Linked DNA regions of Mus musculus: regions 2, 3 and 4 are each linked to region 1. A link is a loop called in an ENCODE intact Hi-C map of the cell type or tissue named here. Cell type or tissue: left cerebral cortex. All regions are shown on one strand. Each heading gives the region's core, and the rest is flanking DNA. Links, peaks and the distances in the headings are about the cores only.

Region 1 (7,897 bases), core at 2,299-6,298:
TAATTACATAGAATTATCATGATAATGTGTACCATTGAAATAAAAGGGCTAGTATTCTAAGATTAGAAGGAAACAGGCAAAATAACTATTATTTATCTGAAGACAGTGCTAACAAATCACAAGATATTATAAACAAAAAATCCATGCATGTTTAAAAAAAAAAAAAACCTCTAAATTTCACTAAAGGACTCCAGGGCTTTCCTTTAGAAAGTCATTTCCTATCAAAGCCAAGTGATATTGCTAGGGACAAGTGAAATGATTCTAGACTCAGAATAAGGAATTTCAAATGCACTGCTGTTACTTGAAAGCCTATCCAAAGGAGAGAAAGGAGGGCACTAAGTCTCAAGACAGGCTGTCAGGTTTTTTTAGGTTTTTTGATTTCTCTCTTTTTTTTTCTTTTAATCCTGTTTTATTTTAAAAGTCAACCCTTTTTTAAAAAACTAGGATAGTTAATTATGATATTAGAACAGAAGTTCTAAGGAACCCTTGGCCATATTTCAAGTCCTTTTAGCAAGGTGAGTTACATTTCTTTTACACTAGGGCCGTATTTTTCCCACAAAGGACAATTTGCGCACTCTAACTCCAAACTTTAACATTCCAATAATGTAATTATAATTAATGTCCAAGATTTTTGCATCAAACTTTATATGCCCCAGTTCAAGGGAACACCAGGGCCAAAAAGTGGGAGTGGGTGGGTAGGGGAGTGGGGGGGGGGAGGGTATGGGGGACTTTTGGGATAGCATTGGAAAGGTAAATGAGGAAAATACCTAATAAAAAATATTTTTAAAAAAACGATTTTTGCATCAAGTATTCATTGAGTACTTCCATATGAAAGATGTTCAGGCAAACACTTAGAAATAAACTCACTGCATGGATTATATCACTGAAGCTCGTAACAGTAAAATGAGAAATCAGAACGAAAGACGGAGCTATGTGGTTCTTAAAGATCTTCTGGGTTTCCGTCAGCTTTAATTACCCCATTGAGTCTGGCAAACACAAAGCACCAAAGTATGTGCACAGAGGCTCAGTGGTCCAGAGAAAAACACCACTGCATACAGTTCTGCAAGCGTTCCAAACGTTTCACAGAGGAATGGTCGAAATATTTAAAACTCAAGAAAATAAAGCACATGCACAGCCTATTGTTGGGGTATTTTTCTCTTTCATTTAAGATTCCCTAATATATTGCTTTTATATTCAGTAATATTCAGAAATGGATACAAGTGTGAGTGGGAGAGCACAAAGCCACGGAAGAATAACAACAAGACAAATTTTATTTGGAAAATGCAATAATGAAACCTAATAAATACTTCATTTTACTAAAAACAAATATTTTGAAAGATTCTGAATAAAGTTCTTTCCTTGAAAACAAGATTTCCAGATTTTTAAAGCCCTGCCCTCAAAACTCTAAGGCAAACACAAAGCCTCAAAATCACAGGACTTCCAAACTCAAAGTAATGAACTGCAAAATGTCTAAGTCATACGCCACATATAGTAGTAATCTAGGTTCTTAAATCATTGACATTTTGCTATGAAAATGACAGAATCAACGGTGTCTGTGGGAGGCACTTCCTCTTCAGTTCTTTATACTTAGTGTCATTTTTCATATTCAATAATTTCTCACAAGTTTCTGTTTAAATGGCCTTCTTAGAGTAAACAACCAGCTACCATATCCAAAATATTTCTATTAGCTCGCTGATGTGTGTATATACGGGGTGTTTGTGTTGGTTTGGGGAACGCTCTTTCTCCGATCTATACATTGAAATGATACCAAAGAAGTATCATTGCATTTATTATGATAACAAAAAGAATATTTTGCTTCAAAAACATCTTAAGAAAATGTGTAATTAAATTGAAAATCTGAAACAGAAAGGAAAGACATAAAAAGCACATGGCTCTAGAGGGATAAACGAAGCATCTTTTCCATAAACTGCTACTGGTCTTCCCAGTGCTGTTCTTTATTGCTTCTGCCTGTGGGGACAAAATGCTGAAAGCTCAACTACTACAAAACTGGCAAAGAATTAAATGAGGATGCAAATAAGAATGAAAAGTGAGTCTGAGTTTCACCAAAGGGAGTAAAAGAAGCAGACAGAGTGGAGCTCTTAGTAACCTGAGAGGTGAGCACAGAAAACAACTCCTGCTGTGGTAAGAATGGAACACAGCTAAAGTTCAGAGGCTCATCTCTGAAGGCATAGAGAAGAAAATGTTATGACATTTTAAATATATTACTTAAGAAGATAAAGGCTGAGTCAGGGCAACATAAAAAGATCACTCATTCTTCAATGCAGAGTGACGACCCTAACTCAACCATACAGAAGAGAAAAAAATTATACATTGTTCAACACTGGACAGAACTTTTAACAGAGGTGAAAACTAATTATACTAAACTGTCAACAAAGGCAAAATAATGTATGACTGTCTACATTTTAAATATATATAGAAAACAATTAATAAATTTCAGCATGTATTAAATATTAGCAGACAGATGAGTAAAACTTAAGAAAATATGTCAAATATTTTAAATACTTGATGAGATATATTTAAATTTTAAATATAAAAATAATACTAGACTTAATAGGCAATCTGGAGGTCTTTTAGATAATAGTATTGAAGTGTCATGGTTTTAAATGGAAAGCAAGTTCAGTTGTTCACTGAATGCAAATGAATATATGAAACAAAAACACAATGTGTGGCTAAAAAGAAAATCTAAGTAATGAAACCTATAAAAATATTCTAGCTTTTGTTGAATTAAAGTTTAGAAATAATGCTGATGTACAACAATTTGCTTCTTCGAAACGTTTAAGTGCACTTCCTAAACAGAAGCAGCCAAGCTCTGTTCTTTGCTCAAAAAAAAAAAAAAATAGCATCACATTAGACTGTTTTCTTCGGGACAGTGCTCTACGGGCAAGTATCCTGGGAACCCAAGGAATGGAATAACAGAAGACTCCAATTTTTGCAATTAGAATGAAACCGTGTGTAGCGGCCCTTGGAGCCCAAATTTCAGAACCAAAGCACGAAAGCGTGTGCAAAGCTTCCTTCCGGGAATGATGCAAAAGCTGTCACCACAGAAACCAGGTCCAACTCCAGCGCAGTCCCAGAGGCGGGAGAAGACGGGACGCTGGCAGGGGCAGAGGAAGAGGAACTTAAGCTACCTTCCCCAGGAGTGCTGCGACAGGTGTGAGGGCGCCCGGAGAAGCCGGCATGGCTTTAGTGGGAAGGTTAACCCGCAGTCGCTCGGAGACGCTAGGGACCCTCTCCCTAGAGCAAGTACCAGGCACCGAGGCAATGTTTATCCCATGTCAGTTCACAACTTCGGGTCGAGAACTTGGACCTAGGAGGCAGGGGACTAACTGCCTGCGGGTCCTCTCCTGCACGCGCCCATTCATCCCAGCAACCAACGGTCGCAGAAGGCTAGGCTTTAAAGTCCCTGTGTCCCCCGACATCCTCCTGCCCAGCACGGGAGCTCAAGAAATACCTATTGAATGAACCCTTGCACGGACGGGTGCTAAGAATGGAACTAAAGTGAGAGAGGACACTCAAGAGGCAGCTAGCGTGTGGGGAGGGCCCTCGGCCAGAGTGCATCGTCGCCATTCGTGTGGGTCCGGGTGGTGGCCCCCACCCCAGGAGCTGGCCTGGTCCCGCGGGCCGGCTGGCGGGCGGGCGGCGGGCACGCGCACAGGGCGCAGGCGCGAGCAAGGCCGCGGCCTGAGGCGAGCCAGGCCAAGGCTGGGGAGGACGCAGTGCTGGACAGCGCTCCGCTCCCCGAGGGCCCGACACGCCCGACCCGGACCACGCTTTCTGCAACCCAGGGAGCCGGGTCCGCTGGAGGACTGACCTTCCCCGAGGTGCCGTCCCCCAGCACGACGATTTTCAGTTGCCGGTCCTGGCTCTCCTCCTCAGAGTCTGACATGGTGTCCGAGGATGCTGGCCTGCCCCCGAGGTGGAGGACGGGAAAGAGGAGGCCTCCGGGGGCGGGGGTGAGGAGGCCGGCGGGCTGCACGAGCGGGTCCCCCGCCCCGGCGTCTCCTCCGCCCTGAAGGAAGCCAGGGAGAATCACTCACCGGCCGCCATCTTGCCCTCCTCCCCTCCCCCAGCAGGGCTCCGCCCCCCGGAAAGCCCCGCCCCTAGCGTCACTCAAAAGACGTCCCGTCCCCGCTCCAACCATCACACTGCAATGGGGGAGTACGTAGACGCAGACCGGGCGTCCCGGTTTGCTCGTGGGGAACATTGGCTAGGAGACAAAAGCAAGTTTTTTTTTTTTTACAGTGAAGTGAAACCACATTAGAGAAGAGTAGCTCTCGGGTGCCCTGTCCTTCTTTCTTGTTTTCATGAGGTCTGAGAACATAACTCACATGATTGATTTAGTCCAAGGGGGCGGGGACATGGTGAGGTTTTGTTGCCATGGAAGCCTGGAGCCTGAAAGAGGCGCGGGGGCGGGGTCTGTTTCTGGGCAGCCGGGGACGCTTCGGGCTGCGCGTGCACAGGATCCTTCCTGTCGGTGAAGGTGAGCACCCACCAGGAGGTTGGTATGCTAGTGGAGCTGCTGGAAACTGCTAAGGCCACAGCTGAGGGGGAGACATTTAGAGTGACCTGGGGCTCTAGTGCTGGCTCCTTTTACCCTCTTTAACTCTTCGCGTTCTAAAGACCCAGACTCTAATTTCATTAGTAAGACAGAACTGAGTGAACCATCATAGTCTTTACCTCTGCAAGCCTCAGAGTGGCCCTGGAGCCCTGGGGTTCCCGTGTCGTTAAAACAACCTTCCATAGTAGGATCAGGGCCTCCTTTGCCTGTGTTACCTTCAGGATCTCACAAGTGTAGTTTGCTGGAGGAAAATTGTTGTGTATGAAGTTCCAGAGAATGATGCTGCTATATAAAATGAAACCAGTTGTGTGTAACAACAGTATTTTAAATATCTGTGACAAGCTAAGAGCATTTAAATGAGAGTTTAAATATTTAAAGCCATTGTTTGTAAAGTAAAAAGGGGAAAGATCTTGTGTATAAGACTTGAACATTTCCAAGAAACAATCTAAAGGAAAATAGAAGTAAAACACAAAATACAAAAATGTCATTGGATTCTCAGGTACAGCATTCATAACAGGACCAGGTAGTAGACCCCTGCAAAGAGTAAACAAAAAGTTGTGAGAAGAATCCCAGGCATTTTATGAAATCAGGGATCTTTGCAAATACAACACTGGTTTTAACATAGCTTTTCGGGATTATTACAAACTATTTTAATACCTGCACATTCAAGGAGTGTGTTCATTCATGAAACACCTAAACTATAGATGGGTAACATCTAGTCCTTAGAATAATCTCTCATAGTTTCTCACTGCAAATTCCAACTAACTACATCCTAATACCATTGCTCTACCATGTATGACTTCTCAGATCAAACCAAATCTCCCCACACTAAAGATGTTTAAGGTGACTCAACAATGCTTAATCTTTCAAGTATCAGTGATCGTTGCTTTCTTCACAACACTTCTGAGCATTGAGGACATAGAAGAGAACAAACCTATGGGACTTAGTCTGAAGGGTGTAGTAGTAGACTACATCACGTAAAGATATCAAGGTCTCCTTAGCGAATAGTAGCCTGTGTAAAAGATGTAATTTCCAGATGTGATTACAGATCTAGTAACAAGAAGACTATCTAGTAAGACTTCAATTCATTCACATATATCCTTATAAGGAAGAAATGGAATCTGAGTTGGCTCAGACAGAGAGACAGAGAGAGACAGAGAGAGAGAGCAATATAACCATGAAAACAGAGATGGCAGTGATGGAGCCACAAACCAAGGAATGCCGGTGGCCAGAAGAAACTGGCAAGGAGAGAGAACAAATTCCCTTCTGGATCTTTCAGAGGGAACATATTCCCCACACCTTAAGTTCAGTCCAGTGGCACTGATTTAGAACCTCTGACCCCACAACTTCAAACAAATGTATTAGTTTCAACTAACAAGTTTATAGTACTCTGCTCTAGCAATCACAAGAAGCTAGTACAAAAAAAGACACTAATAGATCAACAAAATTTTTCAGGTAGGTTAAAATATTAAAACAATTCATAGATGGGAATAATATTAATTTATTATTGCTCATCACTAATGAAGATAAAATAATTTCAGAAAACATTCTGCTATAGTCTTTTTTTCTTTCTTTAGACAAGACCTCTTGCTGGAACTCACTGTAATAAACCAGACTGACCTTAAACTCACAGGGATCCATCTGCCTTTGAGTCCCACATGCCTTTGATTAATGGAGTGCCATTATGCTGGGCTCCCTTTGTGATATTCTTAACAATCTAATGGTTATTGTTCCGACTTGAAGCTGAAATGGTTCCCAAATGAGAAAAATAATCAACACTTTCACCCAGGTACAAACTCTGTGTCCTACAATAGTAACTTGCCTACAAGATATAATGATGCAGTAGTTTCACAACTGTTATAGGAGGTAACATCCTTCACACACACACACACACACACACACACACACACACACACACACACTGGATTTAATGTCCACTCTATCTGATGGGAGCCATGCCTGATATTGTTAGTAGAGCCAAGAATCTGAGACCAGATAGATCATGGGCCTTAGAAGAAAACCTACTACTGTTATTCTGTTAAGACAACATAGTAATAAAATGACGCCAAATGGCATACTACTATTCCCATAGATCGGTGCACCACTCAACTCTTATCAGAGAAGCTAGTTCTTGCTGTACAAAGTAATTAACACTGACCACAATTGGGAAATACGCAGAAAGTGAAATATCTTGGATCACTTAACCCTAAATAGGATGTCTTTGTCAAACCTGAGCCTCAGGCATCAGTGCAGAAGAGGAGGCAAAATGGATATAAGAGCCAGAGATAGAAGATGACTCCTAGAATGTGAGGAGCGGGTGTAGCTGCAGTCCCTGGCGCCTTTGGGACTGCCACCACACCCGCTCCTCACACTAGAATGGGCTGATACACATATGAACTCAGAGAGACTGTGGCATCACACACAATACCTATAGAGATTAAAACTAGACAAAACCAAGGTACAAGATACAAAGCACAGGAAACTCAAGAAGAACAAAGACCAAAGTGTGGACACTTTGCCCCTTCTTAGAATTGGGAACAAAACACCCATGGAAGAAATTACAGAGACAAAGTGTAGAGCTGAGACAAAAGGATGGACCATCTAGAGACTGCCATACCCGGGGATCCATCCCATAATCAGCCGCCAAACACAGACACCATTGCATACACTAGCAAGATTTTGCTGAAAGGACCCAAATATACCTGTCTCTTGTGAGACTATGCCGGGGCCTAGCAAACACAGAAGTGGATGCTCACAGTCAGCTATTGGATGGATCACAGGGCCCCCAGTGGAGGAGCTAGAGAAAGTATCCAAGGAGCTAAAGGTTTCTGCAACCCTATAGGTGGAACAACAATATGAACTAACCAGTACCCTCTGGAGCTCGTGTCTCTAGCTGCATATGTATCAGAAGATGGCTAGTCGGCCATCAGTGGAAAGAGAGGCCCATTGGTCGTGCAAACTTTATATGCCTCAGTACAGGGGAACGCCAGGGCCAAGAAGTGGGAATGGGTGGGTAGAGGAGTGGGGGGGGGGGGTATGGGGGACTTTTGGGATAGCATTGGAAATGTAAATGAGGAAAATACCTAATAAATTTTTTTCCTTTTTTTTATTACGTATTTTCTTCAATTACATTTCCAATGCTATCCCAAAAGCCCCCCCCCCATCCCCTACCCACCCATTCCCATTTTTTGGCCCTGGCATTCCCCTGTACTGGGGCATATAACGTTTGCCTGACCAATGGGCCTCTCTTTCCAGTGATGGCCGACTAGGTCATCTTTTGATACATATGCAGCTAGAGTCAAGAGTCCTGGGGTACTG
Region 2 (7,897 bases), core at 2,396-6,395, 140 kb after region 1:
TAGCAGGGCATGATGGTCCATGTCTGTAATCAGCATTTGCAAGGAGGAAGGACAGCAATGTCACAGTCTACTCTGCCTACATAGTGAGTTCAAGGCCAGCTTGCACTATATAGCAAGCTCCTGACTTAAATTCAAAGTCAACAAGTTCTTCTGGTCAGCAAAGTCTGCAGGTCCTAGCAGACACATCAGAGGACATTCAGACCCATTTCCTACTATCTTTTCCACCCATGCCCCAAGGCTTCTCACATCCTGACATTCCTGCTTGCCCACGCCAAACTCCATCTTCCAAGAGAGTACATTAAATCTTCTAAAAATCAGGGTTACAAAACATTTTAAGTCCAAAGTAGATCAAGAATTATTATCTCTTCTAAAATACAAGTCAGATCATTAACTTTTCCTCAAAACTCACTAACTTCTTACTACAAGAAAAACCCTAAACAATGAATTCACAATGCATTAGAATATGTGTGGAGGGGCCCACTGTCCTCTCTCAGCAGTCCTGCCTCAGGTCTTTGGCACGTCCTCTGCTCTAGGGTTGGAAGGCATCCATTTTTTTCAATTCCTTCAAGGATAGCTCAAATATTATCTTAATTGAAACCTTATCCAGAACAAAACAGTAGGCCTGCTCATGTTCTTCTTGCTTTATTCTTTTGTATAATCAGAGCTGATTATACACTACTTACTTTCTTTTTCCTCTGCTAGGATGAACTGTGAAGCAGCAGAACTCTAGTTTACCGTTGTATTTCCAGCTTCTAAAATGTCTGGTATGTAAGATTTGAACAATGAATACTATTTGATCCATGAACTAACTGACCAGAAGCCATTCATAATTGTGAAAGTATCCAAAACTACCTTCACCAGTCATCAAAATTGAGGCTGAATTTTCTTGGTCCATCAGATTCTTGTCTAGGACACAATGCTGGGCCTCTCAATTGTCCCTCTTCATTCTCCTGTGGATAGTCAATAAAAAGGGGCCAGGATGGCTTTCAAGCCACACAGCTTGAGTCAGACACCTGATGACTAGTTGTCTAGAAAGAGCAGCCTTAGTGGAGTAGCTAGATGTTGGAGCTGTCCAAGGCTACAGCTCTTTCAAGAATGATAGTCAATCTGCCATAGAAACACTCTTGCTTCAGGACCACTGGAGGCCTACCAGGAGAGTTATGTTTGTTGGCTCCAGGAGTGGAAGTAGACACTGGTACCTCTCACCCTGGTGTGGACACACGGAATGGAAGACTGTCTAAGACAGCACCTGCTACTGTTACACATGTATGTGCCTGACACAATCCACCGACTGTTCATAGCCTATATACCACAGGGAAGACTTTCAGGTGGAAAGCAGGCCAGTCTTTCATGTTCAGTTGTGAAGAATACCATACTTCCTACAAGTGGCAGATGAGACTCAAGAGTTCCATTAAAGTGACAGTCCTTTATATGAGTAGGGAATAGTACCTCTATTTTGGCCTACTCATTGTGTTGTTATAAATGCTACATTCCTAAGTAGTATTCTTTTGCATTTTACATATTAGGAAAAATAGAAATGTGATTTAATTATAAATATTTTAAGTTAAAACCAACACATCTGTTATCTAAGGGTGAGGAAGATGGGGGGGGGGGGGTAGAAACAGTGGTACGGAGGGGAAGAGAGAAGGAATGATTATCGAGGAGATTCAGCAACTATGCCCCGCTGTGCTGCTCTCTGGGAAGAGAGTGTCTTCTCTGTTCCACTCTTATCTAGCGTAAGCTTTTTATCTACAGAAGAACATTCTGTGGTCCCTCTCTATACATAGCACAAGGTTGAACCACATGAAAGTACCTCCAGTCAACTACTGTCAACTATTGAAAACAGCACTTTTGACGAGAAAGGCCTAGCTTTCCTTACACTGCCATACCAATTTTTCTTCTTTCACCCAAGGAACATTTTAATAATCTACTTTTAGAAGTTTGGGCAGGGATACCACAGACAATGGTAATATTTAATGGAGATGAGATAAATAACAGGTTGAATTGTAAAAACTGCACCTGTCATCAAAATATTAAAACATTAAATTTATTATACACAATATACACAGTGACAAAACAAACACACAGATTTCTAAGAACATCAAAGTGTAATACCCACCTGTTGCTTGCAAACAACTAGCTTTATATGGGGAAACATTTACCTGACCATGCCTAATATTTTCCTATTAAAATACTTTTCAAAAGGCAACAGCAAGGACTTTATAATATGGCCGTGATAGTCCCTAAGCAAGGGAAGATTATACTACCTATACACATTCAATTAATTGAAGTCCCTGTGAATAAAACCTACAACATTTTGGAAAGGCTACGGGAACGGGCCCAGGACCAGAGTCCTTGGAGAAGATATCCTCAGGTTGTTCGGAGGACTTATTACAGAGGAGATGACAGAGCTGTGTGCTGGTGACCTCAAAGCTCAAGGATATGCAGATGCTGCAAGCACCCCTCTTTTAAAGGTTCTTCATTCAGATCTGCCAGTCTGAAAAAAACCTTACATCATCACAACTCCAATCCAACAGACCAACCCACACTGAAGCAAAAGTAAACAGATACACAAACCCCCAAACAAAACCAAATGAAAGCAACAAATACCCCACAAGAGGAACCAACACCTCTCCCTTCGCCTGCTTCCAGACACACTTTCATAGCTTTTCACCAACTTCACTGACTTAGTCCTGCAACCTTGGCTTGCTGCCAAGATGACAGTTTCCCTGCTAAAGCTCGCTTCCACGTCGGTGCTGGGTGCCTGCAGCCCTCCCCTTCTGCTTGGTTAGGGAACCTTTCTGCTGACCCTTGCCTCTCTGTCCTCTGTCTCCTAACATATAACCTAACACACACCCCCTCCCCTTTCCTTCTTTCACTTCAAGTTGCTGTCATTTCCTCTCCACAGATTTCCAACGGAATGGCTGGCTCCATGCGCTATACCTCTCTTTCTCTCTGTCTGTCTGTCTGTCTGTCTGCCTCTTCTCATCTTAGTAAACTACTAAGCCAGGCAGCCATTGCAAAAGATCAAACGACAGTCCCATCTCCCAACCCACTTTTTTTCTCTGCCCAACTTTGCCTCTCTACCTTTGCAAGTTCACCCGCCCCTCAACATCCAGCAAAATACATTGTAAATCGTTGCCTTACCGTTTTACGATATCTGCAAACGCTACATTTGTTGCATTTACAAGCCGAAGAAACTTTTGGTAGAAAAAAAAAACCAATTTAGGTGAAAAAAGTAAGTAGGTAGTGGTGGCACACGCCTTTAATCCCAGCACTTGGGAGGCAGAGGCAGGCGGATTTGAATTCAAGGCCAGCCTGGTCTACAGAGTTCCAGGACAGCCAGGGCTACACAGAGAAACCTTGTCTCGAAAAACAAAAGAATGAACTCTAAACCGAGTCCCGTTTGCCTTAGTGCTTCTAAACCAGTCTCCCTAGGAACGACTTGGGTCTTGCTTACCACAGTGGTATACTAGCTAAGGCCAAGCATTGCCTGGCACATAATAGGCATTCCAGGCTAGTGTTTCTAGCCGGAGAAAGGAACACAAGGGCAGGGGAATGAATGAACATTCCAAGACTTGCAGAGTGCATGGCACACCGCCGCAAGTCTAACAAACAAACAAACAAGCAAACAAACAAATCAACAAACGAAGCAGCTGCAAAAGGAGCCCTGTATGCAAGACAGTCCCGAGGGTCCGGCTCGGGGAAGTCGCCCCTCGGAGCACACGGGACCCCACTCCCCGCGCCGCCCGCCGCTCTAGCCCCGCACCTTGGTGTCCACATCGGCCAGGCAGTCCCTGCGGAACTGGTCGAAGAGCCCCTGGCTCTTGAGGTGGTTTACGATCATGGCAACGAGCTGCGGGTCCCCAGCACCAGCCCCCGCGCTTCCCGGCCCGCTCGCTCCCGGGCCAGCCCCAGGGCCAGGCGGCGGAGGCGGCGGCTGTGGTTGCGGTGGCGGCGGCGGAGGCGCGGGCGGCGGTGGCTGCGGCTGCGGGTTGGTGGCCATGGCGTCCCGGACCGGGGAGCCCGCGAGCCCAGGCGGGCAGGCGCTCCGAGGAAGGCGGCTACACAGGTCCCGCCGCCTGAGGGAAGCCAACGGGATGTTGTTACGGAACCAGCGGATCTAGAGCAACCCCGGAAGTGAAAAGGAACTGAGGGAAAGGAGGAAAAGGCGGTGACAGCAGCAACTCAAGTCTGGCTACCGGGGCCGCGGCGGGCCAATTCCAGCCGCCTCGAGGCGCGGGCGCCCTCACGAGGCTGAGACGGGCGGGAACAAGTTGTGGTGGCGGCTGCCGCCGGGGAGCGAAACAGAGAGCCGGGTAGGAGCGTGCGCCCGCTGGCTCTCCACCTGTAGCTTCAGCTCAGAGGAGGCAGGAGTGAAGCGTTGGTTTAGTTTCACTGTTGCGGCTGCCCCAAGCCCGCCGCAGTGCGAAGCAGCCGTGGACTTTCTTTCTTTCTTTCTTTCTTTCTTTCTTTCTTTCTTTCTTTCTTTCTTTCTTTCTTTCTTTCTTTCTTTCTTTCTTTCTTTCTTTCTTTCTTTCTTTCTTTCTTTCTTTCTTTCTTTCTTTCTTTCTTTCTTTCTTTCTTTCTTTCTTTCTTTCTTTCTTTCTTTCTTTTTCCACCCACCCATCCCATTCTTCTGGTGTGTCTATCTCACTTGCTCCAACCTACAACCTCCCATTACTGTCTCTTAAGTAAGCTACGAGGGTTTTGCTGCACATGACGGTACTAGCGAGTGAAATCTGTATAGAGTTGTGTCTCAGGCATGACCCGTACACGCGTTAAGGCGTTTAGTCCTTGGGTGACACCTAAGACTGAGTCCTTGTATGATCGGGCTAGTTTTATGTCACCTTGACACAAGCTAGAGTCATCTATGAGGAGAGCACCCTAGTTAAGAAGAATGCCTCCCTAAGATCTGGCTCTAGGCAAGCCTGTGGGATGTTTTCTTAATTAATGTAGGATTAACTAATTAATTGATGTAGGAGGGTCCAGTCCATTGGAGGGGGCTACCCCTAGGCTGGTGGTCTTGAGTTCTGTAAGAAAGTATGCAGAGTAAGCCAGAGGGAGCAAGCTACTCGAGTACTCCAGGACCCTTGCCTTGGCTTCTGCCTCCAGGTTCCTGCCCTGTTTGAGTTCCTGTCCTGACTTCCTCTGATGAGAATGAACAGTGATAATGAAAGTATAAACCAAATTGCCCGCACCCCGCACCCCAGTTGCTTTTGGCCCTGGTGTTTCATTGTAGCAGTAGTTACACTCAGACATTCTACTAATTCCAATTTGCACATCAGGAAACCACGTAAATCATACAGAGTTGCACAGCGGGGGGGAAATCGCCTGACCTGGGACGGCGTTGTCTTTAAAATCTGTTCTTAAAGCTGAGTGGTGGTGCTTTTAATCCAGAAGCAGAGGCATGCAAATCTCTTGAGTTCAAGGCCCCTCCAGTCTACAGGTCTACAGAGTTCCAGGACAGCCAGAGAAATTCTGTCTCAAAAACAAATCAAAACAAAAAATTAAAAAGAGACAAACAACAAGAAAAAAAAAACATAAAAAAAGCAGTCAAGTTTAAAGTGGTGTAAAGTATAATTTAATTCCTTCCTTTCTCCCTTTCTTCGTTCCTTTTTTTTTTTTTTTTTTTTTCCTTTTTGAGACAAGGTCTAGCCGTGTAGATTTCACTGGCCTTGAATTCAATATTTAGATCTACCTGGCTGTGTCTCCAGAGTGCTGGGGATTAAAGGTGTGTACCACCACACCTGCCTAGTATAATTTTCTTTTTGTAAATATTTTTCAAAATAAGTTTTCACAACAAGATGAGATTATAACTTGTTTTTCCTAGTGTACTAACAGTGAAATGCAATACACTAAGTGCTGTTGTCAAGTGTGTATATAATATAAAAAGACTTAATGTTTATTTGGTATATAAGTATATACCTAATTAATTCAACGTTTCCAAAATAGCTAAGAATCATCCATAAAACTGAAAAACTTCACAAATTTAATTAGGCACAATGACTAAACTTTGAAAATTAATAAAAGGTATTTGTTGCTAAAAAGAATTTGTGGCTCCAGGCTAAGAGGACTGGCTACTCTTCCAGAGGTCCTGAGATCAATTTCAAACAACCACAATGTGGATCACAACAATCTGTAATGGGATCCGATCCCCTCTTATGGTGTGTGTGAAGACAGCATACTTATATACATACAATAAATATACACATACATAAATTAAATATAAAATCTTTTTAAAAAGAATTTTAAAATATTATTTACATATAATATACAAAAGGTGCTAAATCAGTTCTGAAATATATGCAGGTATAAGTTGATGATAAATTAGATAATTTCTGATTGATATTCTAAACTGTGTGATGCTTGACTTACTGAAATCTTAGAAGTAGAGTGCTTGCATTCTGGAGCTCCAGTTATACTGATCTCACATAGGAGATACAATGTATCTCGAGCAATGCTCTAGCCTTGAAAAACTTCCCAGACAGACTGAGAAGAATCCAGGTCACCGATCTGTACCGTTGGCCTGTCTCAAAGGCACTTTTTCTTTCTGTTTGAGGGCAGATTCTAGGGCTGGGTATTACAGTTACCCGAAGAAAAGGGAAGGGGGCACAGTTCAATTTTTATTTTTAGAAAGCTATTTAAGTAGTTCTTGCCAGTGGCCCTGTTTACTTTGTGTACTCCGGACTGGCTTATTTTATTTTTTACTTATTCACTTTGCATCCTGCTCACTGCCCTTCTCCCAGTCACCCTATCCTACAGTTCTTCCACCCCCTTCACCTTCTCCCCTGAGCAGATGGGGCCCCCTGGTATACCCCCACCCTGGCACTTCAAGTCTCTCTGAGGCTAGACACTTCTTCTTCCTCTTATGCTAGACAAGGCAACCTGGCTAGTAGAATATATCCCATGTACAGGCAACAGCTTTGGGGATAGCCCCCCATTCCAGTCCTTCAGGACCCACATGAAGGTCAAGCTGTACATCTGTTACATCTGAGAGGGGAGGCCTAGACCCAGCTTGTGTATGCTCTTTGGTTGGTGGTTCAGACTCTCAGAGCCCCAAGGGACCAAGTTAGTTGGCTCTGTTGGTCTTCCTGTGGAGTTCCTACCCCCTTCCGGCCTGCAATCCTTCCCCCTATTCTTCTGTAAGAGTGCCCAAGCTTCATCCACTGTTTGGCTCTGGGTATCTCTGTCTAAGTTAGCTGCTGAGTGGAGCCTCTCAGAGGACAACATACTCCTGTCTGCAAGCATATCAGAGAATCATTAATAGTGTCAGGGATTGGTGCTTGACCATTAGATGGGTCTCAAGTTGGGCCAGTTATTGGTTGACCATTTCCTAAGTTTCGGTTCCCTCTTACGTGCCTGCATTACTTGCAGACAGAATAAATTTTGGGTTGAAAGATTTGTGGGTGGGTTTGGTGTTTCTATCACTCCACTGGAGTTCCTGTCTCAATACAGGAAATGTCCTCTTCAGGTTCCATATCCCCCGTGTAGTGAGTCACAGCAAAGGTCACCACCATTGATTCTTGGGTGCCATGTCTTGTCCTGGAGATGTTCCCCCCACCCCCAACCCCTGACCTCCTCACTCCTGTCAATTGAAGATCTCCATTCATTTTCATGGCCATCTCTCCTGTCCTTCCCCACACCTGATCCTGAACTCCGTGTTCCCCTCCCCCTTCCCTTCCATTCAGGTCCCTCCCTCCATCTGCCTCTTATGATTATTTTATTTCCCCTTCTAAGTGAGAGTCAAGCATTCTTGCTTGGGCCTCTTTGTTTAGCTTCTTTGGTCTGTGGAGTGTAACATGGTACCTGTGTTTTATGGTTAATATCCACTTATAAGTGAGTATATACCATACATGCCCTTTTAGGACTGGGTTACCTCACTGAGAATGAGGTA
Region 3 (7,897 bases), core at 2,453-6,452, 580 kb before region 1:
AGACCATATACCAAATACAAAGGGTGTATGGCTCATGAAGAGTGACATCAAAGCTTTTCCTCTGACTCCAGGCACACTAGCATATACATACAATTCTAATGAAATTAATTAAGACCTTCACAATTGCATATAGACAATGCCTGATGTCAGGATTACGACATTAACATGCTTATATCTGTCTCCCATAAATGACCCAAACTGTAATTTGCCTTAGAACACCAGAAAAATACTCAGAACTTGAGCACAAAATACTCAGAAAAACAAAAAATATCTAGCTCTAGAGAAAACAGCCATAATTTCCAAAGCACCATGAAGTAACAATACAAGGGCATACTGAACTATTAGTAGGAAAGAATTGAACCAAGAATTAGTGGGAAAAACTTGAATTAATAAACAGCTTCTCTAATAACTTAGCTAAAGTTATATTGTGTCTCTGATCAGGCCTTAGACTACTTTAAATAGCAGCTGGTCTCCTCCCTCCCTCAAATGGAAGTCATTACCACTTTGCCTTGGTATTATCAAACAAGTATAAGTAACTATTATTATCATAAATAATTTGAAATGTTCTCTTTTCCCGAATCAGTCATTACAACCAATTACCTCATTATATAAATTCCCATGAATTATAACTATGAAAGATGTGTATAAGAATGGCTTTAAATAAGCCAATATGTCATCCCATACATTCACAAAATAATCAGAAGTTCTGAGGCCATATGGTAAAAGGTCCTAGGTACCCCACCTCTTTTCCCCAGGTGCTCTTTGCCTTCCATTCCTACCCCACATTTTGGAGTATTTATTTACCTTAACATTTACACGAGGCCCTGCCGCCCTTGAAGGGAATGTGGAGACATTCCGTTCTGAAGAAGGGCTCAAGAGAAAACCCTATTTCATGCCCATTGGCATTTGGAAGGCTGTCCAACTATCTGTTGGGAAGTTTCTCACACAGTATAAACAGAGAGTTAGAGGGTGGCCGTGCGTTTCACTTCCCTGCTGACTTGGGTGTGTTGTTGAGGTTCTCAGCACCTTCCAGCTCGCCATCTGCAAAACAGATCATCAGAATGTAACAGACCATTTATTCTGATGACCTTGTTTTACTGATGTAGAAATGGGGGTCCTGAAAGGAAAGTCATGTTCCCAAGGTCACAGAAAGGAGTTAGAATTCCCAGTCGGAGACCTCACACTCAGCCACGTCTTTGCCTCTCTAAGTCAAGCATGAGCTTGTGACAGGAAAGAATCTGGAAACTGTGGGAACTGTGCGTGTCTCAGGTACTCTGCAAGGCTTCAGCCAAATGCTGAGCTCCATTTGCTGGAGTGTAAGTAGATAGGTCACAGCTTCGGTGAGACCTTAGCTCAATCCCCAAGTTTTATTCTATAGTCTTGCTTCTTTTTCCTGCCTCCATTTCCTCCCTTAGGAAGCAAAGATAATATTACCTCCTTAAAGCAAAACATGGCAAACACTAAGGAAGATACAACAGGGCTGATCGCAAAGTGGGGGGACTCCCAAAATAATTTTCCTTCATATAAATCCCCTGAATCTGTATCCCCAATATTTCAACAGTTGTTGCCTAAAGAATTTTTTATACAAAGCAGAGAAAAATAGCATTAATGATGCTTTGCCCAAAAGAATGAACGGGAAAAATATTAAAAAGCAATCTCATAACTGACTAAGACATCTAGTTCAAAGGTAGGTAGACTGTCTCCCCATCCCTGCAACTCAAGCCACATGTGCACATTCTCAACCATCCACTTCCCACACTCCCAAAGAAAAGCATTACAGAGAAACGTTAATGGTTTTTAAAGGCATAAGGACATAAGAGGAGCGCATAGGGCAACAATAAGAAACTGGAAAGCAGATGCCCAAGCTGTGATAACTAACTTAGCAGACTCACACAAATGGCTCCTCACACAGGCAGTGAGGACAGCTGAGAAGCAGCTCCACAAAATCCACCAAGGCTAGGCAACTGGTCATAGCCTGTAACAGTTGGTGTTGGTGACAGAGAGGAAACATTCCCCTTACTCACAGGAAGAATGAAACGGGAGTGTCGGCCTGGAAAAGGCAACTAGAGTCTCTGTATAAGTGCTAGCGGTATGATTATGCATATGTCTGGATGTTGTAGGGAAGCCTGGGAGACAAACAGAAGTCTCCACACTCCCTGATGAGCTGAGCTGCTGGACCTGGCAGCCTTTGTCCTATGTGCTCTGGTAGCCAGTCATATGCAACAGATTAGAAAGAATCTTCTAAAGATCAGAAGGGAGATGCTCAATTCCAAGAAGAAATCCTAAAAGGTATTGATTTGGGGGGATTCATCAAAGAAAGACTCAGGGATGGCCCTACAGTGTAAATTTCATAATTTACTGTTGAATACAAACTATTATTCTCCTAAAGAAACATGTCAATAAAATGACTCCTGATGACATACTGCTACACCCATAGATCAGTACAGGGTTCCACTTTTGTGAGGGAAATGTCTTGTAGAAGGTGATTATTAACACAGACCCACAGCTGTACAATGTGCAGAGAATAAGAGGCTTTGGGGCGCTCGGTACTAAATAGATGTCATTATCAAAGTCATTCACTCAAGGCTCTGAGATCTATGTGAAAGAGGAGGCAGAAAGATTGTATGAAACAGAGGTGGTGGATGACACCAAGGGAACAGCATCATTCAAACATAACAAGACATATATATTATTTGCAAGGGCAGGCTCCTTGTCCAGTAGTAGCTGTCCAACACAAAACAGACCTCCAACTTTTTATGTGATTTTTGTTTTTGTATTGTTTTGTGGCTTTTTTGTCCTTATTTGTTTGCTTGTTTTCATCTTCATGTTGCATTCTTTTTGAGAGAGAGAAAAGTTATGAATTCTGGATGGATCAAGAGGTAGGGAGGCTATAAGAGGAGTTGGGGCAGAGGAAAGAGTGTGATCAAAATATACAGTATGAAAAAAAAATAAGAACTAAAATAAAGGAAAACCCACAAGGTGCAGCTTAAGCATCTCATCAAATGTCAACGCACAGATTTAGAAATCTGTCACCATACAGTGTCCCCTCCAGAAGGTGCATGCAGAATGAAGGCAAAAAGAAAGGGAGAAAATGGAAGCAGAGGAGGAAGCAGAGAAGAAACAAACCTAAGAGATTGAGACTTGACCAGGCTGCCATTAGTAATGGAATTCCTATAGGATGTGCAGAGCAAGAAGGCCAGTGCTTAGAGAGAAAGAACACAGCAGATACCGTGCTGAGCTGCAGGTGAGGGACATAACAAAGGGTTGCTCTAAGGACTTGTGCATACAACTTTACCAATTATCTAATTGTAGATAATTAGGGGATTTTTATCATTGGTGAAAAATACAGGCTTGACTTAATCGTAAATGTACCAAGAATACATCAGCAAAAGAAGACAAACCATTGGCTTCTTAGGTAAGATCCTCCAGGAAAGTGAACCTAAGAGTGGCATTTGCATCATAACCATAGGCTGTCCACCTAAACAAAACACTGATTATGTATAGGAAGATGATTAAGCCATACAAAAAGAGAAAAGGGCTCCATCTATGTGTGGAAGGCAAAGCAAGGCATCTGAAACAGAAGCATGGAGAGAGCAATTGAGTCACGTGGAAACATGGAGGCAAACAAAAGAGTGAAGCTATCAGTTATTTTTCACTCTAAAATTTAAGTGAAGCAAATCTGTAGAATTTTACACACCTGGGACAACCACGTGGTCCTTGACAATTAAATGAATCTGGCTTTTTTTTTTTTTTTTTTTTTTTTTTGTAAAAGTAAAACTTAAAAAACAAACAAAAAATAAACCAAAAAAACTAAAGGACCAAACAAAAAACCTCAAGGTGTTGTGGCTGGGACTTTTGCTTAGCTGGTAGAGTCTTGTCTGGTGTGCACAAACCTTGAATCTGATCCCCGACATCTCATGAAGCAGGCATGGTATCCCATGCCTGTAGATCTCATCCAAACTTGAACACGTGGCATGACATGATGAGTTGAAAGCCATACTGAGCTACATGAGACCCTGTCTCAAAACTCAAACAAACCTTTTTGTATCTATGAGCTGTCATACAACCTACCAAGTTCCAATCTCCTTATTTTTCTCCTTTAGCATCATTGCACTTGATACCTTATTTCTGAATTCCTTCTAATATGCGTTACATTTAAGTCACCAATATTAAAGTTAGTAAATGATGTGGGGCAACTCTTCGAATTCTCTTGTTCTAGGTGTATGTTTGCTCCCACATATTTAAATTATTTTAATAGACGTACTCATGAAAAGCAAGTTATTCAAGTCACCACTAGAGGGAAATGTTGGTCTTCTTACTGTCATAGAGGAGCTGGAAAATAACTTTTGAGGAGGCTAAAGTCTATTGTCATTACTATTTGGTCGTACATTGATATTGGTTACATAATATGAGTTTTGCCACTTGCCACAGATAATCCTCAAGTTTTATCAGAACGCTAAAGGAACCTGCTGTGGTTTCTTTCTGTTCCTGGTGCCTCAGAGGACTGCCTCCCTAGATGTTAGCTGACTAAATAAAGTTCTTCTAATTTACCTAAAACCCACATTGGGTTCTGAGGAAGATAACCATATCTTAGTCATATAGCTTAGGAAAATATCACAAAAGCTTTCACTGTCCATTTGGTCTCTCTCAATAATGTAGCTTGATTCAGCCAAATGCCTAATTCTTCCTAATTGTCTCCCTCATTTTGTAACGCAGTTTCAACCCATAAAACTCAGTCCTTTCTGTGACTACCTGGGCAGGCTCCTTAGCCCACTGCATTGTATCATTGTGTGAGCCGATGTGCTGTCTCACAGAACACCTGGAGTTTGTATCCTTTATAGCTCTGGGTCCAGCCAATGCCTCATCTTTCCCTATATGGAACTGTGAGCTGCTTTAGTTCATCAGTTCTCAAATACTGGGCCAGAGTGAGGTAGGGCTTCTGCTCAGAGATAATAGCCATGTTCAAAGAGAATGGTAAGTTTCTGTCACAATACTGAATACCTGTTCCTAGGAGAAAAATCAAGGTCTGTGAAGATCAAGAAGATTTTATTTCTTCCTGTCAGAGGGTCCAGATCTAAATGGTCCATGGATCCCAGGTGCTGCCCCTCTAATCCATCTTCCTCATATTTTATTTGAATATTGTGTTGATTTTTGGTAATATCATGAAGTTTAATGTCCTAAAGCTGCAGTTAAGATGCAGAATAGATGCAATAAGAACACAGAGGAAGGCCATCTATGTCAGAAAGTAGATCTTCATGGTCACACTTTTTTTTTTTTTTTTTTTTTTTTGTCTAACTTACCCTTGGTGTCACTGATTTATTCATTGTCACTCAAGGTTTGTTATTGAGATGGTTCTTCAAACATAGTCATGGAGTATATAAACTTCAAGGGTTGTCTTGTTTCACTCAGCCTGTGTTGATATTCATCCAAGTTGTTGAATGTATCATCAGCTCATTCTTTTTTATTGCTGAAAAATATTCCATTGTATGGATGTACCACAGTTTGTTTATCCATTCATCCTTTGAAAGATATTTGAGCTGTATTGTTTTAGACAATCATAAATAGAGCTGCTATAAAACATTCCCCCCTCTCTCCCTCTCTCTCCCCCCCCCTCTCTCTCTCTCTCTGTGTGTGTGTGTGTGTGTGTGTGTGTGTGTGTGTGCGTGCATACAGAAGTTTGCAGGACTCCAGAATAAATACTGAAGAATAGGCTTTCCAGGTCATCTGAGAACTGTGTGTTATCAAATTTGCTATCATATTTTCCACAGTAGCTACATCTTTCTCCATATCCATGAGCAACACGTACAATGTTCAATTGTTCTGGATACTTAGCACAGTTAACTCTTATCCTATTAAAGTGCTAACCCAGTTTTCTCTAGTGCTTTGAAATACTGAGAGCCTGCATTCTCCTATATAGAGATATGTTTTGTTTTGTTTCTTAATTTGTTTTCAACAATTATGTACAGGTAGAGAATGTATGATGATCATATTCTTCATTAACCTCTCTGATCATCTCCCATTCTTGTTGGCTTCTGTCATTTTAATAAGTATTTACGGTGCTACCTCATGACTTTTTGTGTGTAAGCCTTGTGCAAGCAACCATAGCTGCTGTGTGTTTACAATTTTGACAGCCATGCTGTATCCAGAAAACAGTGATTCTGTGTACTCCTTGCTCTCCTTCCCATGACTCTTACAGTCTTTTCATGTTTTCTTCTGTGATGTCCCATGAATCTTGGAAGAGGTAGTATGCATATGTCTAAAGCATACTACTTAAAATTACTTCTCTCTCCACCTCACCAGTTGTGAGATTTTCATAAACTAACCCCTCTGCAAAAAGAAGCTTCACTCAGCAGGATGACAGTAGCACTAATCTATAGATATAAATATAAATATTTAATATGGAATTTAGTTGCATGTGTACTTAGTAGATCTTCAGTAGTTAATTGCCCTTTATGGCTAGTGACCTCCATAGCTATTGGCTTATGATCAGGTTTACAGTATCAAGTATGTACTCTCTTCAGCAAAGAAGGCCTTAATTCCAACTGAGAAGTGATCGTTGCAAATGTTTGCAAAACTCTAGAATAAGCACATGTACTCATAGTATAGGAAAGTACTATGCAGGCCTATATGAGAGAAGAGCAAACAGTTTCCCAAAGTTGTGAGTCTTATGTGCCCTATCAGTGAAGATATCTTTAGTAGTATAATAATAATATGAAGGCTTGAACATAACCAACCACTTTCTAATATATAGTATCCATTTGTGCATTCCTTGACCTTCTTGTATTCTCTTTGATAAAAAGGACTGCAACTCTATTAGAGTTACCGGTTTCAGCTCATTGAACTAGAGTTACAGATTCTTGTGAGCCACCATGGAGGTGTTGGAAATCCACACTAGATCCTCTAGAAGCACAGCAATTTCCCTTAACTGCTGATAACCCATGGGGTGAATGTTGAGAGTGGTTTCTAAGTAATTTCATCCAAATTACAGAATTTATAGGTTCAGAGTTGTTCATAGCATCTGCTACAATTTTTAAAATATTTTTATGTTAGAATCTCTCATCTGTTTCAAATATTAAATTATATCTTATCTCAGTTTGACTTTTTTTTCCCACTTTGCTCCTTCCTCAGCAAAGAAAGGGGAATAAAATTAAATTGACCTTAGATGATACAGAAAGGATTTTTTATGCATTATTTTGTCTAAAATATCATCTAGAATTTCACTGATTTCTGTGTTTATTTCTATTATTTCAGTCTTATAATCTATTTATGTGTATTTTGCCTCTGTGATTTCTTAGGTGAAAAACATTATTTATTCAGAAAACTTTTCTAGTATAAATGGTGTTAATTATTCACCAAAAACTGCTTTGACTGTTTCTCAAATTATTTTTACTTCTGTTACATTTATTTTGATCAATATAGTTCCTTGGGTTTTCCTCTTTATCAAAGGAAATTAAATTATCGTGTGATGGAGATGTCTTTATTGTTAGATCCACTGAGAATTATTTAGTTGAGCCAAGATATAGAATCAACTGGAGTAATGATGAACCAAGAAATCATGTTATTCATATGCACAGTTAAAGGAGAAAACTATTCTGTACCATCCAGGATTTGAAATTATATGGCAAAGCTGTAGTAACATTAAAAGCATAGTAATAACAAGAAGACAAACACATTAATAGAACAGAATTGAGAACACACATGTAAGCTTACTCTCCTACAGAAAGCTTATTTTTAAAAAGATGCCTACAATATACATTAGAGAACATACAATTTATCCATCAAATAGTTCTGTAAAGTGAACTGGTACATGTAGAAGGATGAAACCAGGTCGTCATTTCTCTTCCCACACAAAATTCAACCCCAAATGGCTAATCTCAACCTAATCTCCAGTGAACTG
Region 4 (7,897 bases), core at 1,293-5,292, 57 kb after region 1:
AGGTCTGCGCGCTCCGGCCCGGACAGGTAGCGCTGATGGTTAAAGCGGCGCTCCAGCTCGAAGACCTGGGCGTGCGAGAAGGCGGCCCGGGAGCGCTTCTTTCGCGGTTTAGGGGCTGCGGGCTCTTCCTCCTCCTCCACGCCGCCCGCCTGCCCGCCGCTAGCCCCGCTGCCCGCGGCGCCGCGCAACCCAGGCACGCGTGCACCTCCAGGGCTAACGCTGTCATCCTCGCCTCTCGGGCTGTGGTCGCCTGCGGATTCCGGTAGGAACAAAAAGCAAAGAACCTGTCAGACTCGCAGAGGGGAAGATGGGTCTCGGTTGCTGTGGTTTCTTGCGGAAGATTGGCAAGGGAACCCACTTTGAGCCTACTGAAAGGGGAGGAGAAGTTCCAGAGGGTTCTGTTTCAGAACTCTGTCCTCCACGCTTCTCACATAATGTATCTTTTCTGCTGCTTGCTAGAGCAGTAGGGGAACAGCTCTTCCCGAGTTTTCCAGGCCCCAGATTTCCTGCAGGAATGTAGGATACTTGGCCTGAACATATCCACAAGTTTTGTTCTGTACTTAGCCCTGAATCGTGGCTTTCTACACTGAATTTCTGTTTCGAGTTGTACAGCACACCTTTGCACACCCACACCCACACATCCGTTGACTACAGGAAAGAGGAAGGTGGTGGTGGGGAAGGGTGCAGATCTTGAGGTCAGAGGTATAGAGAGTCTTCCGTCCTAAGAACCCAGAACTGTCAGGATACGGCAACAGGGAACAACGCGAGGCCCCAGTACACTTGCCTCCCTGTTCTTTGCATGAAAATAAAGGGAAGCCGGGTGCAGACAGTGAAGACCCTGATCTGAACCCCGTTTCCCAGCCTTTTCTGTGCTTCCTGCAGCACCGCCTGCAAAAGAAGTCAGCGCTCTGGCCGGCTCGAAGCCTATGCGAGGCCTACAGCAGACTGTACCCAATAGAAGCCAGCAGCCGGCCTTTCAGACTAAGAAATATACCCGTGAGTGGATACAGAGTCTTGACGATCCAGCGCCTCCCAGACCACCTCAACCACACTTCCCCACCATCTCCCGCCTTCAGGTAACTGCTACTTTTGTTTCTAGCTCCCTAGGTACTCAGCCAAAGGCTGTTTTGCCAGTCCTGGGGTAAGGGAAGTTAAACGCGCCCTTTCCCAAGGCTCCCCACTCCTACGCTGTGACAGGATCTGCAGTCGTTGGCATGGCTGTGTCAGGGATCTACCTCATAGATTTTTGGTCCCCCTTTCCTAAATCTAGAGATTTTAAATGGGCACAGCTGAGGCACTGCAGATGAACTCAAAGTTCTTGGTGCAGAGCGCAGGCCACATAGTACCAGGACACCCGGCTCTAAGAAGCTCACTTGCTTCAGGTTTGGGGCAGCGCGCGCCAACGCGAAGAACTTGGAGACTTCGCTAGCACTAAGCCCGGCAGGGCGTCGTGTTCCCACAGTAGGCCCACCCCGCCTCAGAGTGCTTGACCTCTTAACCCACCCCCTTCAGCCCAGCCCCCTTCCTGGAGAACCCCCCGCAGCAGCAGACCTGAAACGCTGGCTGACATCTCGCTGTCGCTGCGGACCGGGGCTTCCTCCTCCAGGTCCTTGGCGGCGTGCAGCTCGCAGCCTGGCTGGTCCAGGCCCAGGGTCACCCTGGCGCGGCCGGTTCCACTGGCTCCCGGGACATCGGCGCAGCGCCTCCTGCCCTCGTTCTCTTCGCTCAGGGCTGAGTCTGAGTCCCAACCTCCCGGACTCTCTGCGCTCTGCCCCACGGCTGTTCTGGTTCGGGCGGGAGATGCCAGAAGAGAGTCCTCGGCGCCCCCCAGCGCACCGGCCTCGGTCTCCCCGAAGATCCGCCAGCAGCAGACGGCGGGCGCCGCGGTCACCGCCACCTCTGTGCCCCCTGGTGCCGGGCGCCCCTCCGGCGTAGCCAACCCGCCGCGCTCCTCTTTCTTGTTGAGGATCGCCTGGATGGAGAAGGGCGTCAAGGTGCCGCTGCCGCGCACAGCCATCTGCGCCGCAGATCGGAGCCGGCAGCCAGGAGGGCAACTGGGGCGCGGGGACAGCTTCGAGCCTGACACGGAGCTCTGGGCGACCTCAGCGCGAGTGAGAGGGGCGCGCCAGGCCCCCGCAACCCACTCCTGCGCAGCACAGCAGCCCCCGCCCCCCTCAGTTCCAGGATCCGCGCCGACCCTCACCCCACCTCACAGGCCCACCTCGCCAGGACCCCCTCCCCTGGAATCCAGCGCCAGATGCTCTTCTCCTACAGCCCGGCCGATTATCTCTTCGCCCGTGGCCCTCTGGGGACCGGCCCGGGTCTGTCCTCTGGGGAGAGGCCGGCGAGAATTGTCAAGGGTCCTCTCCGCGTCTGCAGTCGCCTCCGGAGCGCCGCCGAGGCGCACCGCCCAAAGTCACTTTTTCTGTGCGCCTCTGTCTTCCCGGCCTGTAGGGCTTCGCTCCTGGCGGGTCCTCCCTCTTCCCCTCTGGGCTGGCTTTTCCGGAGCCTACTCCTCTGGCGCCCGCAGTGACAGCTGAGGCCCCTAAAATCGGAGAAGAGCGGGGACACCTTTTACCCTCTGCCGGGGTTTTATCTGTTTCTTCTCTTTGCTTCTGCGTTCCACTGTACCCCCCCCCCCCTCCCATCAGAGTGTCATTCCTCACCGCTGAGTGACAGCATCGGGCCACGCCCCTTCACTAGCTGTCCTGGGCTCTCCCGGCAGTGGATTGGCTGGTTCCAACTGGAGGCCGTTGACTTTAAGAGACTCTAGTCCACCAGTTGAGTAGCAAAAGACAGGGTCTGATTTAACCCCTTCCCTCCTAAACCTGGTTCTCAGTAGCATCCTTCAGCATCGAGGAGAACCATCATCCCGAAACTTTGTTTCTGATTTCAGTTCCGATAACCATCGACTCTAGCGCTTTTCTGGAACACCAGTATGAACCCCAGCTCAAAATTTCGGCGAAAACTCAACAGAAAGCATCTCCAGATGTGACGTATAGTTTCTGTTCTCTAGGAAGGAGCCCAGAGTCGAAGAACAAAATTCATCTTTTTTTTTCCTTCCACTCTTAAAGTTTCTCAGCTGTTTCTCTGCTAATGCTCTTTACTGAAGTAATCTGATAATTAAAATCACTCTACTAAGTACTCCTATCATTTTACGTTTGATTGGATTGGATTTCTGTAGACGACTTAAAAAGCTAGGTTGAAAAATATTAGTTAAGCACCAAGTGGGGCGAGGAATTGGAAAGCATTTGGGTAGAGAATTTTTGGAGCTGGGTATTCGTCTCCTTGGGCAATCAACTCTGAATTTAATTGGATTTGTTCAATTTGTTTTACATCAAGAAGAAAACATAAAAATGCTTTTAATTTGTTCTTTAAATATTCTGTTTCTTGTGAGTTGAGAAGGAGTAGATAAGTTTGAAAGAGACTAGCTGGGAGTTACACAATAGTGAGATCCAGAACTGAGATTTAATGCCCTTAAAAATAAGAACCAAGTTATTTTACTCACTAGAAGGAAGTAAATACAAAATATAAACATTGTGGTTATGTCAAAACATATGTTGCCTATTTACTAAACATCTTTTTAATGACAAGTTTGTTCAAGTGACAAATCTTACTGACTGCTCCACAAATGTGACCCGAGGCTTGGTCCAATACACAAGCTTGAACCTCTGAACACATTTAAATAGTTGTGATGTTAATTTCAGAAGCTGAGGAGGCCACTTCATTGGTGTCATTAAAATAGGGAAGGCCTCCTGCAGCTGCTTCCCAGAGCTGATCCGCACTGCGGGGGAGAAATCGTTACCCAGTCAAAGTCGTCCGCCTCGCCTCGGGAGGAAGGTTAGAAACTTGTAGACTTCGTGGCTTGCAGTTGCCTGTTTTCCTGCCCTATGAAGATGCTGCAGGGTCCCTTGGGGTAAGGGATGGGCCTCTCTTGAAGGGGCTACAACTCTTCATAGTTCTTCACAATTGTGTAAGTTTTGAGGGAAAGATTTAAATTCGTTGTTAGTAGCTGGCAACTATAACAGCCAAGGGACTAACTTCTGGCTAGGACAAGGATCCAATGAAATGCTTAAGAGGTTTCAAAATGAGGCTCTCCACTCCCCCTTCAACATTTTCATGCTTTTATTAAAATCGATTTTCTCTTCTCTGCATCCCATGCTGGGTGTTGAGAATGTGTATAGCTATCTTGACTTAGGGGCTAGTGGAGGACGAGGGACAAAGCTTGATAGAAAAATGAGGTTACTCAGGTGCAGAGCATGTGTGTGATGGCCTGTGGACATGGGGCTCTCTCGGTGGGGACAAGAACCAGTGAGCTCTGGACATGCTGATGGACAAGAATATCCAAGAGTGTAATACCTGAGCGCTAGGGTTAGGTTTGGGTATCCATATGCTTATTTGAAGTAATGATTACTACTTATTTGGCAGAAATAACCGGTTTTGTTTTGTTTTGTTGTCTTTTTTATCTCAAATCACAAGTTGACAAGAGGTAAGTGGCAGACATTTTTGAAGCTCGGAAAACCACTTGTTCGGTCATTTTAAAAGTTGTTGGCATTGCTGGTTTTTGCATGAGAATAACGAAATGGTTTCAATCCGCCTCTCCAGGAGGCGCGGGGCGACGGAGTTTGCCAGAGGTTAGCAGATCGTTAGGTCTAGTGAGTGACCGGTGCAGGCAGGGCCAGAAGGAGATGTGTTTGGAAGAAGATAAACACTCGGTTCTGAGCTACGGAGAGAGGAAGCCCCTGAAAGAGTAAGAAGTGAGAAGAGATGAAAAGGCGTTGGGGGCTATGGCCGGATGCACTGAAGTACCTAGAGTACATCCTGAGTCAAGGTCAGCTCAAGAGGTCAGAGGAGGTCTGGAACTGCTCGGCTAGCATAGGCATACCCCCCCAACCCCCTTCGAGGACAACGTGGGTGATAGCCTCTAGGCTAAGCATCCAACTTCGGAAAACCCGTGACTGCTGACAACTGTGGCTCTTGGCCTGGCGCAGGCGCTGCTCTCCGGCCTGGACTGAGCAGGAGTCGAACGAGTTAGGGGTTCTGTTTTGCGACAAGATCTGTCATCATTCTGCGCCTGTCTTCGTGGCCGCACGCCCTTCTCACCTCCCAGGTTCCACACATTCATACATGTATTCCTCTTCTCTTCTCTTCTCTTCTCTTCTCTTCTCTTCTCTTCTCTTCTCTTCTCTTCTCTTCTCTTCTCTTCTCCCCCCAATCTGTTCCTTCTCCAGCTGCCTCCTCTTCAAGATCCTTGCGTGGGTCTAGCACCTCTTCTGCAGTCTGGTTCCCGTGCGCCCCCTACGAGCTGCGCCCTGGGTCCCCTAGGCAGCCTAGGCCTGGTGTTCTGCTGGGCGGCGACGCTTCTATCCTTCGCAGAGGCCATGCTTTTGGAATGGCAAAGCCGCGAAAGATGCTGTGGGATGAGAGAACCCACAGCTTCAGTCTTTCGTGGCAAGCTTCTGCGCACACGCAGGCATTTCTTGGGCGCTCAAGTCAGTAAGGGAATCTTCCCCAGAGGTCAAGCTGCGACGCTTGGATGTCACCAGCACCTCTCCTGACCTGGAGAGCAGAGGTTGTCTTCTCTTCCCCTTCCCCGCACTGCCCCTAGCTCTCCGGTGCTGGGCACAGGCGGAGCTCAGCTCTACCCCAGCAGGCCACATACTGCAGACACTGTGACCTGGACTGAGGAAGTCACTTGTTCTCTCCGTTCCTTTAAAACCAGGCGTACAGCGGGGCTCTCCGCTGGCTGTAAAGCTGCGGGAGCAAGCGAGGAGAGGATGAGTTTGCTGGCTCACTGGAGCTGAATAGTCGCTCTGGGGATTGTCGGTTCTCATCTGCAGGCGCCCCCCGGGGGATCTACAAGCAGACACAGTACATCAAGGGTCAAGCCAGTTTCCCCAGTGCTCTAGTCAGTCGGCCCCTAGCAGGGGTTTTTACGCACAGCGTTCTGGTTTATCAGACTGAAGCGAGACACTTCACCAACGCAGGCCAAAGTACCGCTAACACACCAAAAACCCGAAGGTTTTTTGCTTTATTAAAAAAACAGACCTCCCAGGGCTGTGATGAGTTGAAAATCATTCTTGCTTTACAGAGACCAAGCAGATTCAAGGCTGTCAGTGGGTGGCTAAATCAGTATTCAAAATTGTCTGTAACCAACCAAACCGAATTTCTCACCCAACGGAATTTCTCACCCTAGCTTGTTCTCGCCAACCTTGTCTTTGCTCGTTAAGTGTTTCCTTAGAATTTTCTGTTTATTTATTCATTTTAAAAGATTCCAGTTTCTCTTAACCCGGGAGAAACCAAAGAAAGCACGCAAACCTAATGATGTCTTCTGTTCTGGACATTAGACAATGCACGAGCGAACTCAGGCCTGCGAGTTGAAACCAAACCTAGTAAAGAAAAGAGAACTATTTTTTTTTTTAATTTTGGTTTCTGTCTTAATATAAGTAAGCAACGAACTCTAGTTATACCTAGGAAGGAACAACTAGATGGTAGAAGCCATTGGGTTCAGAGAAAAACAAAAACAAAGAAACAAAAAACCGTGTTCTCAAGATGCAAAGAAAATGCCACGGAAAACACTTTCCTTTGGAGCGTAGCTTTCGCGCACGTATGAAAAAGAAACCAAACCACCCACAGCACGCACGGTGGAGGACGAGCGCCACCTAGCGAGCCCTCTTCCTGAATGTGCAACATACCCACGCACCTGATTTAAGGGAGAGCCCCACAGGGTGAAAACAATGGTTTGTTCTCAATTTCGCGTTTCTTCCGTTTCTCTGTCGTCCAGTAGTAGAGACATTCCATTTTAAGGTGATGCGGGACTTGTCAGCATCCTTCCCCCTATCAATGTTCAGTTCAGTAGTGGGCATGAGGAAAGGATTGGAAAAGAGCTAGAGAAGGTGTTGGATTCAATTGTCCTAGAGGCTGATTTACTAGAGAGAACTGGACCTGGTCCATCCGTTATTGCCCCGTGCAGGCTCTTCGTACTGTTCAGTATGGCTTGCCCTATGATGATTAAGGTACAAACACCTGAGAGTTGATTTGACACAGTAGGAATACTTTTGAAAATATCTTGTTTTGGTCTCTCTGTCTGTCTGTCTGTCTGTCTGTCTGTCTCTGAGAGACAGGGTCTCCTCCGTCCCAGGCTGTCACTCATAACCATCACCAGATTTAATGACTTTACCATCTACCATAAAACCTGAAATTCTGTCTACGTCCGACACTAACACGTGCCTCCTTCCTTCCCCATCTTTTGCCAAAACACCATTCTATCATCTCCACGAATTTGATAATGAGGACCAGGCCAGTCCCTCGGGAATGCCTCTGCCTCTCCAGGGTTGGTATTGAAGGTGTGCAGCACCACACCTGGTTCCCTTGGACACTTAGTTGTTTGTACCTCTCAGTAATTCTGAGACATGAAATCAATGCATATGCATAATTTGATGATTCACATAATAATACTAGGAAGACCTATTTATGCATAGAAAAAATCACACATGTAGATATTTCTTTCAGATCTTGCTTACAGTTCTTTAGAATACAGAGTCAGGATTTGGGGACTCTGTAATTATTTTATTTTTAACTTTTAAGGAACCTCCATCTCATTTTGTCATAATGTCCACACCATTTTACATTTCTACCTACAGAGCACAAGTATTCTAATTTTTCATCTCGTTACCAACTTCTGTTGTTTTCTGTCTTTGTGATAGAAGCTGTTCATTAGAGCATGCAGTGGCACAGTGCTGTTGGATTGCTTCACATTTCTTTAAGGACAGCTGATGGACTTATCGGCCATATGTCTATCTTCTAGGAGAAATATCTATTTGAGTTGTTTGCTTGTTTTAGAACTGGACTGTTATCTGGTAGCTGAATTTGAGAAGTTCTTTATACTTTGTAGATA

What was found. Hi-C counts contacts between places; a loop is a spot of excess contacts. Peaks named below come from ENCODE experiments on the same cell type or tissue, not always from the same donor. Only the 100,000 strongest peaks of a DNase experiment are listed, where the experiment ranks them.
Region 2: it touches region 1 in a loop (3-fold over the local background); 12 of 42 quality-filtered maps call a loop at or near these places.
Region 3: it touches region 1 in a loop (2.5-fold over the local background); 2 of 42 quality-filtered maps call a loop at or near these places.
Region 4: a loop joins it to region 1, with 8 times the contacts of the local background. A loop is called at or near these places in 7 of 42 quality-filtered maps.

The regions. Positions count from the first base shown.
Region 1 is chr5:41,704,073-41,711,969 of GRCm38, forward strand. Rab28 (RAB28, member RAS oncogene family) reads right to left here and starts at 4,107. Exons shown (of 7, transcript NM_027295.3): 1 at 3,833-4,107. The coding sequence starts at 3,907. In left cerebral cortex, for the core only: a CTCF peak has its summit at 4,517; DNase peaks (open chromatin) are centred at 3,100, 3,636, 4,172 and 4,365; H3K4me3 peaks cover 2,376 bases; H3K27ac peaks cover 1,771 bases.
Region 2 is chr5:41,840,163-41,848,059 of GRCm38, forward strand. It overlaps Bod1l (biorientation of chromosomes in cell division 1-like), which reads right to left and starts at 4,153. Exons shown (of 26, transcript NM_001310601.1): 1 at 3,770-4,153. The coding sequence starts at 4,006. In left cerebral cortex, for the core only: a CTCF peak has its summit at 4,251; DNase peaks (open chromatin) are centred at 2,727, 3,666, 4,215, 4,819 and 1 more place; H3K4me3 peaks cover 2,734 bases; H3K27ac peaks cover 1,179 bases.
Region 3 is chr5:41,120,947-41,128,843 of GRCm38, forward strand. No RefSeq gene overlaps it. Among named protein-coding and RNA genes, the nearest start is that of Gm35380, 490 kb to the right of the region's middle. In left cerebral cortex, for the core only: a CTCF peak has its summit at 4,299 (motif pointing right); a DNase peak (open chromatin) is centred at 4,315.
Region 4 is chr5:41,761,928-41,769,824 of GRCm38, forward strand. Nkx3-2 (NK3 homeobox 2) reads right to left here and starts at 2,293. Exons shown (of 2, transcript NM_007524.3): 1 at 1,552-2,293; 2 at 1-250. The coding sequence starts at 2,017. Gm46910 (a long non-coding RNA gene) reads left to right here and starts at 708. Exons shown (of 2, transcript XR_001784850.2): 1 at 708-1,076; 2 at 2,897-3,158. In left cerebral cortex, for the core only: no CTCF peak of the experiment used is centred there; DNase peaks (open chromatin) are centred at 3,050, 3,713 and 4,007.